Linked DNA regions of Mus musculus: region 2 is linked to region 1. A link is a loop called in an ENCODE intact Hi-C map of the cell type or tissue named here. Cell type or tissue: heart. All regions are shown on one strand. Each heading gives the region's core, and the rest is flanking DNA. Links, peaks and the distances in the headings are about the cores only.

Evidence for each region. Hi-C counts contacts between places; a loop is a spot of excess contacts. Peaks named below come from ENCODE experiments on the same cell type or tissue, not always from the same donor. Only the 100,000 strongest peaks of a DNase experiment are listed, where the experiment ranks them.
Region 2: a loop joins it to region 1, with 4 times the contacts of the local background. A loop is called at or near these places in 6 of 42 quality-filtered maps.

What each region holds. Positions count from the first base shown.
Region 1 is chr2:9,545,282-9,550,665 of GRCm38, reverse strand. No RefSeq gene overlaps it. Among named protein-coding and RNA genes, the nearest start is that of Gm13218, 45 kb to the left of the region's middle. In heart, for the core only: no CTCF peak of the experiment used is centred there; DNase peaks (open chromatin) are centred at 2,275 and 2,685.
Region 2 is chr2:9,618,015-9,623,398 of GRCm38, reverse strand. No RefSeq gene overlaps it. Among named protein-coding and RNA genes, the nearest start is that of Gm13218, 28 kb to the right of the region's middle. In heart, for the core only: no CTCF peak of the experiment used is centred there; a DNase peak (open chromatin) is centred at 2,548.

The DNA.
Region 1 (5,384 bases), core at 205-5,204:
CGTTACCTACTGACCTCCACATTCTGGTGAGCCTGTTCTCCCCAACTCTCAACAGCTTCCAGGCAACACTAAGACCATAGAGGTACCAAGTTGGCATTCATACTGGGATGATGTGTGACTTTTCTCTGTTTAGGAGTCGATGAAATGAAGTTCAGCAACTGATCGGAGCCACCAATATCCTTGGTTCAAAGAGCCAGCCTTTTGAGAGTGGTCCAATTCTTATCTTATGATTAGCGTGACATTTACATTGTAGACAGACAAGGCTAAAATGAGGGGGTATTTCAGAAGTCTACATACACCATGTCTCAGAAGATTCCAAATATGAGATGGGGTTTTCCTATCTACAAGTAGCCTCTATATCCATTAATGGGAAAATGAAAGACCAACTAGGGATTCAAGCAGAGATCCATAAAAATGATTTGAATTTACTTAGTAACTTACAGGTTCTCTATAGGGATAATTCAGAAAGTGGATCAAAGAGTCAGAGATGGATGGCGCTTGTCTTATGACAGTTTTCCAGAGAGAGAGAGAGAGAGAGAGAGAGAGAGAGAGAGAGAGAGTTAGTTCTTGCTTCCTGTTCTTGAATTAAAAGTCAAATGATGGCATATTATATACTTTTCTTGTTGCTGTGATGTAACATCTGACAGAAGCCACTTAAGGAAAGAAAGGCTTGCTGGGTGGTGGTGGTGGCGGCGGTGCATGCCTTTTATCCTAGCACTTGGGAGGCAGAGGCAGGTAGATTTCTGAGTTCGAGGCTGGCCTGGTCTACAGAGTGAGTTGCAGGACAGCCAGGGATACACAGAGAAACCCTGTCTCAAAAAACAAAACAAAACAATACAGACAAACAAATAGGAAAGAAAAGCTTGTATTGGCTTAGAGTTTGAGGGCACAGTCTTCATGGCAGGAATGTGTAATGTCAGGGGTAGACAGCTCTCACATGACATCCACAGTGAGGAGGCCGTGCAGTTGTAGTTGTAGCTCCTTAAATAGCATCCATTTTGTACTTGGAGACAGTCCTTGTAACTAGCTCCATTAGGCTGGCTGGCTGGCTGGTGAGAGATGAGTTCAGCTGGCTACCTCTTTTTATGCAACCCAAGAACCTAGCTCATAGAACGGTGCCACAATTCCTCCTCAGTTACGATTTTATGGAGACAATCTCATAGGTATCTAGGGGTGTGTCTCATAAAGATCAGTCAAGTTGACAATCAATAACGATTGATATTAATATTAATTTGTAACATTATTTCTTAAGCCCCGTTCTAGCCTTTAAATAATGGGGTCGTGTATTGCTAATGGCTGGTGTGGATTTTTTAAAATTTAGTTTAGTTTTTTACGTGTGTGTGTGTGTGTGTGTGTGTGTGTGTGCATACATGTGTGCTTGTGTGTGCCTGCAGGTGCCTGAAGAGGCCAGAGGGGATGGTCAAACTCCCTGGAACTCTAGTTACAGGCAATTGACAGCCATCTGACATAGATGCTGAACCCAAACTCAGAACCTCTGCAAGAACAGCGAGTGCTTTTCCTGGCTGAGCCATCTTGCCAGTGCCTGATGTGGCTCTTGTTGATACTAAGTCTTGCTCAAAGCCAATGAGAGATTCTGCCTCAAAAATAAGCTATACAGCAGTTTAAACATCTGCCAGATTCTCCTCTGGCTCCTGCAAGTATGCACACATGTACATGTGCCTGCACACACACACACACACACACACACACACACACACACACACACACATACACACACACACACACACACACACATGCTCACACCACGAAAACCGGTTTCAAGGCAATTTACTTATTTATTGAGACAGAGACTTGCTAGGCAGCCCAGACCTTACATTCTTGTATTCTCCCACCTTAGCCCCCTGAGTCCTGGGATTATAGGTATTTGCTACCATACCTAACAAGATTCACTTAAAGAAATAAGTACCCACCCACCACACCACTACCACCACCACCACCACCACCACCACCACCACCACCACCACCATCAATAGCAACCAACCACCACCAAAGTGGAACAAGTGCATTTGGGCCTTCCTCTCCTAACCTGGTAATAGATTATCTTGGTCCACGTACGTAACTGTGTGAGTTTTGCTTTGAATGCTTCTCTGGTCTCCACCCCACCTCAGTGGCCATGCTAAGAGGAAGCACAAGCAGCTTCTTGAGTTTTCCATTACGTGGCTCCGTTTGTCTGAAGCTTCTGGGCTTCTGTCAACGTGCGCAGCTCCTTTCCAGTAGAGCAGTCAGGGATTTAAGAAGGAAATGGAATTTCCATTTCCATCACCACCACATCACATCACTGCTGAAATGCTGGACCACTTACTTGTGCTAAAGGGCAAAAGCACATTGCATTGCCCAAGGTCCAGGGCTTTTGCAGTCCATCAGGAGAATATTGCAGCCTCTGGCAGTGGTTGAATCCAGGGGACTTGGACATCTGGATGTTGCTCCGTTATCCCAAGTCCTGGTCACTTAACCATTCCATTCTGAGCTTCTCCTCATGGGGGTGGGGGTGTGGGGGTGTGGGGGTGGGGGTGGGGAGACTTCCTCAGAGTCTTGGCTCCTGCACAGGAATGTGATGTTTAGAAAGTCATTTTCCTGTCCTTATAAACAATTCCATCATAATAACCTGGCTTCTGGCACCCGACGTTCATTTGAATTTTGCTCAGCTTGGTTTACAATTAAGATTTAATTAGTAAACTCATTACAAAGACAGGAAGCCTCCGACTTTCCCCTGATTCTCTTTTGGGTCTCTTTGAGGACCTAGCCTGTCCTCTGGGCTGTGAGACATTGGCAGAAAGGTTTCTCCAGACCTGGTTATTTATATTACAGCAACTCCAGCATAAAATATTGTTCTTTGCTTTTGGAAAATCGAGGCCTGTAGCTAGTCACTCAGAATTCAGGGTTGCAAGGTCTTTATTTAGAAAATGTGTCCCAGCCATGTTTTTAAACTCTTGGACTCAGAGAATCAGTTTGGATCTTTTTAACTTCTAAACAACAGGAATAAGAATTAAGACTAGGGGATGGAGGGACAAATGCCAAAGTAGACAAAGGACATTTGGTTTTGGAGTGACACCCTCAAAAGATTTCACAACACAGACCTGTTTCACTCTCTCAGACCATGCAAGGAAGACGACACAACCCTACATGAGAAGGAATAGAATCTTTTATTTTTTCACTTATTTTTTTATCTGTGTGATATCTGCACTTGGGTGTGTATAGAGGGTGAAGTTTGAGTATCAATGAACACACAAGGGAAGGCTACAAGAGGACATTATGACCCTTCCCCCCTTCCTTCTTCCCTCCCTCCCTCCTTATTTTCCTTTCTTCCTTCCTTTCTTTCAGATTCCTTTTCTTATTGACCTGAGGATCATTGTTTGATCAACTGGCTAACTCTTGGGCAGAGGCTACTGTGTCGTCTTCCCTCAGCTCTGGGCTTCCAGGCACCCAGAGCCATGCCTGACTTTCACATGGCGAGGAGGGGGGAGAGAGAGAGCGAGCAAGCACACGATGTGGTCGTGGTAATGTCATAAGGACAAATATATAGAATTCAGAGATAACTCAAAAGAAAATCAAGAAAATGTTTTTCAGGGAGCTCAGCGAGACGTGGTTGTAACAAACCTGCAATCAGTTCTGACAATGTGAACTTTACAATGGTGGAAGCCCAGGATAGGATTTTAGACAGTACCTTTTGTTTTTTGTTTTGTTTTGTTTTGTTTTGTTTTGTTTTGTTTTGTTTTGTTTTGTTTGTTAGGTGAAAGCAAGCTGAAGAAACTAATCCAGAGGAAACCGTTGGACCAGAGTTAAGAATGATCACTATCACATTCCCAGGACATTGACTTTGACCACACAAACATAACTGCAAGGTACTTAAAAGACAGATCATGATTTCTTTCTGTTTACTTTATGTTAGCTTGTGTCCTGAGAAAAGGTGAGATATTCTCATTTGATTTTCAAGGTATTTTTTAGGAAAGCTTTATAGGTTAAATATCTAAGCTCTTCCTAGAAATCCAACCTTAGACTTATCTGTCATGATCATTTTTAATTTTTAAAATTGTTTATGCACATAGGTGTTTTGCTTCATGTGTGTTTGTGCACCACTTACGTACCTGGAACCCACAGAAGCCAGAAGAAGGGGTCAGATTCTCTGGAACTAGAGTTACAAACAGTTGTGAGCTTCCATGTGGGTGACGGGAATTGAACCCTGGTTCTCTGGGAAGGCAGCCAGTGCTCTTGAATACTGACTTGACTTGGCTCATTTATCCAGCATATATACATATATATCTATATCTTATAATATATTATATAAAATATGAAATATTTTATAACATATTGTATAATATGTTATGCATAAATTATATAAATATAGTTATATAAAGAAAACTAATATATAAATATATTTTAGTATATATAATTATAATATAAATATATACATATATAATGTATTATATGAATATAAACAAAGTAAAACATTTATATGTGAATAGATAAATGAAAATAAATCATATAATATATTATAAAATATATTAATATATTCATACTATTCATATATGATATATTGAAATTTAAATATCAAATATATAGATAAATATATAAAATATATATATACATAAAGAATTTGATAGTTAAAAGTTCTAAAACTGTTAGTAGGAGACCGTATTCTTTGTTTCTATGACTTTTCTGGAGTCATACCCCAAACTTGTAAGCAAGGCAGACATATATATATAGCAGGGCTCTAGGTAAACTTAAAGGGAGATGTTATTAGGAGCTGTAAAATCCACCTCATGATGGTTAATAGATGTTTCTCTTGGGTAGCCGGTGTGCTTGCTGACCCTGACAGTTTTTATAAGGACTTGGAATGTGTCAGTAGATAGCACTGTGACCCTGAGGAGAGGAGAGTACAAACCAAGCTCTTTTCTCTGGGAGCTTTGCCCACCTTTCCATCATGGAGGAAACTCAAACTTCACTAAACAATGGCTGGGAAAACATTAGAGAATGGGAGACTCACAGCTAACAGCTAGAAATATAGCTCAGCACTTGCCCTAACATGCTTTAGGCTCAATGTTTAATTCCCAGTGAGGGGTCAATTTAAGGAGCGCATTAACTGCCCCGCCTGCCTGCCTCTTCCTGTCTCCTTTGCTCTGGGTTAGTAAGAGTCCCCATGTCAGGACGCCAGACTTTCATGATCAGGTTTGGTTCATACAGGTGCTGAGTATGGCATCTCAGGTCACTGGACCAAGCAGATAAGAACTTTGTAAGAAGAAGGTTCTGTCCACAGTGAGGTTGTCCTTCCTGGAGAGGGGAGAAGGAACCAGAAAAGCGGGGAGCCACATGGGAAGAAGAAGGGAAGGAAGGAGGCAAAGATCAATGAGCAGAAGCAGAGGGCT
Region 2 (5,384 bases), core at 134-5,133, 73 kb before region 1:
TGACTGCAATTTATTTAATAATACATCTATAGACTAATGAAATCGAATTGATGCAATATTTGATGTGACTTTAGAATCAGTGATTGACATAGAATCACAAAGAGGTCACAAACTATTTTACAGGTGGGAGACCTGATCTTCCAATCTCCTGGGGATTCAGGTTTTTATTTTCTGAGATTCCAATCAAATTAGTTAGAGGTTTTTATATGCTAACAAACCCCAACTGTGTCAACAAATGACAACAAAGTAATGCAATAGCATTTTGGAATGAGCAGAAGATAAAATAATTCAATTAACAAACAGGAAGTGTTGAGGTTTTTTTTTTTTTTTTTTTTTTTAGATTTTATTTTTAATTACGTGTACATATGTGTGTGTGGACATGAGTGCAGGTGCCAAGAGAGATCAGAAGAAGACACGGAATCTCCTGACACTGGAGCTACCTGTCATGCGTGTTGGCAACCACAGGTCTTCCTCTGTCTCAGAGGAAAGTCTCAAAGCCACTACCTTCCAGCCTAACATCTTCAGGGGCTGGGAGTTTAGATGTGCATCATCAAACCCAGCATTTGGGAAACCTCCTTGTCATGTGCTCTGTGGTATTAGCATCACAGCAACAGTGTCACCGATCGCCTCTATATTTAATTAAGAAACAAGTAGTCAAGTAGTGATGTTAATGTTTGTGTGTCCTAACCAAATCCCCACACAGTTATTTTTAGTGTCCTCATGTGGACTCCAAGGCATAGCAATTCTGCTCATCAAACATCAAATCACAAAGACACACCACACGCTGGCAGTGAGGAGGAGCCTCTAACTGTGGCACTTGCTAGGGAAGAATGTTTGTGTTCCACCCAAGGAATCCCTGTAATCTTGTGATGCTGAGACAAAGAAAGTGAATCTTGTGCAATATAGGTAATAATAATACACCCTGTGGTATTGGGCAAGACAGGGGAATCTCACAAGCTCCACCTGCCAGGCAGAGCCAGGGGCAAGGAGCTCCGCAGAAAAGGTCCAGGGAGCACAAATAGCCCAAAGGGTGGGCCAGTGGATCCCCCTCAAGTACTCAAAGTAGCCATTTCACTTCTTCCTGGGTTAGGTGGTGACTGGAATTGTCTCTCTTGCTTTGCATGTGGACTTGCATTTCACTGGTCTGGTGACTCTGTTGTCTGAGTCTGCTTTCAGAATTCTCAAGAAGTCTGGGACTCTGAGTTGATGTTATGACCAAAACAATCAAATACTTCCCCTGAATGACCTGTGTATTAGACCCTGCATTGTATGCATGCATGCATGCATGTGTGCATGTGTGCATATGTATCTGTGTATTTATATGCCACACGTATTCTGAAATATGGGCGAATAAAATCTTGAGTCTTTCTCTCTCTCTCTCTCCCTCTCTAAATGGAAAGAATTCAAACAATTTGCTAACTTTTCATGGCTTGCTTTGACTGTTGCATGACTTTACCTTTGACTGTTGCATGTTGAAAGTTGCACCATACCTCATAAGAAAGACATTAACCTTGGAGGTGACCATGGTCATACACTTCCTCCTTCAGAGGGACTTGAGTAGTTTTTGATGAATTGATCTCATAGTCTTCCTATCCTGGCTTATAAAAATGGAAAACAATGTGGTTTTCTGGAAAAATAAATTCTATGAAGCTAGTGGAGCACACCTGTGTTGTTTTCTGTGGAGGTCACATGAGAAGGACAGAAAAGAAAGGCTCGCTTCTCCATTCTCCCAGGCTTTCTTCAGAGAGGAAAAGGAAATGCTCGAGAGCCATTATTTTGACCAGTGGGTTATTTTAATATTTGCCACTTTCAGGGTCTGCACAAGAAAATCAACTCATGAGTCTGGAATGTTCTTTGCCCAAAAACTGAGGCCACAGCGTAATCCTCCCCTGAGGTGAACCATGCCGGTCTGGTGGAGCTCAGTACTTCTATAAAGCTCTACATGGCCCCAAGGTGCGTTGATGGCCAAGGTTACTCTCTCCTCCAAGTGAAATTCTTCCAAATCACTTGTTGACTGTTTACAGCCGTTCAACGATTTTTGTGGCCTGGTCATAAAGATTGACGACCAAAGCTTCCTTCTTTGTGCTGGGGGGAGATTTTTGCTTTTATTTTTCCTGGCTTCCCTTGATTTACTGATTAGATATGTGTTCAGTGCGGTTGCCAGCTGGCTGAGGTAGCAATAGCAGGGGTTGCAACGCCCCCAACCTAGGCTCTGGTGAATCTACAGCAGCTGGGACTGAATGGTGGGATCCCATTTGCTCTCGGTTTAGAAAAGATGCCTCCTTTCTCTCCTTGTCTCTACATCAAAGGGCAGGCTTGTCATGTGCTTGTGTTCCAGCCATAATGGTCAGTCCTCTGAATGCAGCTTCAGGTGTTAACACAGGCCTTCCAGTGGGCAAGCCGTCAGCTGCTCTCACAGAAAGTGTCACGAGGCTGGCAGCCAGGCACTGAAGCAGTTTCTATGTCGTTGCTAGGGATGCCACATTAAATACCCAAATGCTCTGTGTACAAAATGAGGAAAAAGTGACATTCTGCCTTCCCCTGTGGGAGTGGAATACGTGATTCACAGGCCTTCTGCAGCATTAATCAGGCCTTGTTTACATGGAAGGGAGCCAAAAGAGCGAGAGCCAAGAAGGTGTGTTCGGAAAGCCAAGCGGTGATGTCATCCGTGCAGAGCAGCTCCGGCAAGCCACTCGCTCCCTTCGATGCCTTGTGCAGAACCGCAGGAGCAAATCCTAGTTAAGTGTCTCAGGAACACCAAGGTGCTTCATCCCGCGCTTGAGATTTACGTGGCTCTTATTATGATTTGTTTGCCAAATAGTAGAACATCATCACCTGTGACTATCCCAGGCAAAACGTCAGCCTCATCTACTGGGAAAATGGCAACAAGAGAGTCTTAGACAGTTGTAAGGCCACCCTTAGCTACTGTGAGGTGAGTCTCCATGCAGACTTGACAAATAGACTGTTAGTAGTAATCACATATCATCAAGATTTTTTAACTGGATAGGATGATTGCAGAAAGCAAAAGCTTATGTATCACAGACTTAGCTTGAACCCCGTACATAGCTGAGGATGTCCTTGAACTCTCGATCATCTTGCCTCTCCTGTCGCGTCCTGGCGTTATAGGTGTGGACTACCATGCCAGGTATATGTAGTGCTGGGGACTGAAGCCAGGGCTTTCTGCTAAAGCTTCACCCTCAAACCTTTCTCATTATTTAAAACAATTCAGACATCAGCTATTACGTTCTTTCCAGTGGAGAAGCTGATCTGATGTCTACAAAGACAATCAAGTAAGAACTCGGGTTTTGAATGCCAATGAAATAAAGTGGATATTTCTGTTTGAAGTGTTGCCTTACTTGGGCTATCGTCTGTGAGTATTCTTCCATTCTTCCCTTCAATGTGGATCCTATACATTCTACCCTTAGTGGAGTTCATGTGTCAAGCCCTGAATTGTTAGGTATTGAGGCCACTACTCTGAGTGAATGGACATTCTCCTTGTCATGATGGAGTTTAGTCGCTATAATTAGTCACTTTAGTCAAGTCTCTGTGTTGGGGACAGTGGAGCTTGGGTATTTAAGCAGAGTTCCCAGTGCCTGAATTAGGGCCGTTGCCTTTGGAAGGATGCTCTTTGTATTCTTTTTTTTTTTTTTTTTTTTCAGTTTAAAGCTCAAAGGCTTCAAGTTGGAGTCCTCTTCTCTTTTAAAGGAATGCTAAAAGGGTTGAAATGGAAGATACTGTTTTTAAAGAAAAAGCCAACACGAAGACTGGCAATGTAGCTCAGTGGTAGAACACCTGCCTACATACATATCCCTGCACTGGGAAACAAAAAAGAGCCAGAGAAAACAACAATGATCCTGAAAGAATCTCGCTCAAGTCCTCCTTGAATAGTTAACCAATTTGGTTTTACTTTGCACACAATCATTTAGGTAAATATTTTATGTAAATGAGAACATTTTATGTAAAATGAGCAAAGGGCATTGTTTACTTAGCCAGTGAGTGTAGGCAGTGAAAGAATTGCTTCTCGCTTCTCTCCTGGGTTCATTTCTGTTCACAGGACAGCAGAGAAGCTCTTGGTTCTGTCAGGCTAAGCTCAGTCAGTGCAGTAAAGGCTTAGATAAAATAATGAAGGAGCCTATTGGGAATAGCAGGAGCACATGGGTCCTTAGAAGAGATTCCTTTGGGAAAGTTTGCTTTCAGGGTTAGGCAAATGACAAGCGAAAGGCAGCAGGGCTTGAAATAACCTGGCTTCTTGGAAGTAGAGATTCTACTTTCTGATAGGAACTGACAGAACACTTAATCTTCTGAGACGGAAGAAAAATGGAGTTTCACACAGGTTAGGAAACTTCCAGAACACTTTAAAACCAAGGATTTTTTTGCTTAATTTAAAAAAAAGTCTCTCTGTGTGTGTGTGTGTTGTGTGTGTGTGTCTGTCTGTCTATACACACATAGGAAAGTAATTCAATCCTTTGAAGGTCAGAGGACAACTTTTAAGATTCAGTCCTCCCTTTTCAGCAGGTGAGATCGTCAGGACCTGTCAGCAAAGCACCTTTACCCACAGAGCCATCCTACCTGCCCTCCATCTTGCTTTAGTGTGGATTCTGCTTTGCTTTGTCTGGTGTACGACCTATGCTTAGTGTCTTCCTTCATGGATTCGACGCTTTCATAGCATCATGTGTTCAACGAACTCTGGGCACATGGCATGGGAATCCATCTGCATTGTACAACAAAGTAGGCCATTGTCTTATCCTTGAGAGATAGGTCAGTCAACGCTCTGACCGGGAGTTCTCTGGCATTCTGATTGGTTGGAGGGCGGGCCTCACAATAAGTCTGTTTCGCAGGTAACGACATCTTTTCACGATGACATTGATGGCATGCTTTTGTATTTTCTTTTGGCTTTACTGTCACCTAGAAAACAATAGAGACTAATGAAAGGCATGGACTTTGGTAGCTAACCACTCGGGCCTCATACACTTTTTCTCTGTTTGTTTGGTTGGTTTTTGTTATTGTTTCAAGCATTTTAGACCCCATTCTTCCTTTATTGGTGTTACAAATTAATCTACCTTGCCCAACTAAAGTGGGGCTTCTGAAATTAGTCATAGAACATGGCTGGCTTTAGATATAGCTCCATTGGTATAGCTCTTCCCTATGAGCCTCTAGTCTCAACATTCAGGAACAACTCCCTACCTCACACACACACACACACACACACACACACAATCCTGAAATGTAACTTTAAAAATAGCTTGTAATTTAATCACCCAAAATGGTAAAATCATTAATCATCAACTTTTTAGTGTCTGGATGTACAAAATTAAAGTAAAAAAAAATTGCTAAGTACTTTCTCATTGCCTATAGTATGTGTGGCCATCTAAAATTCTTTTCAG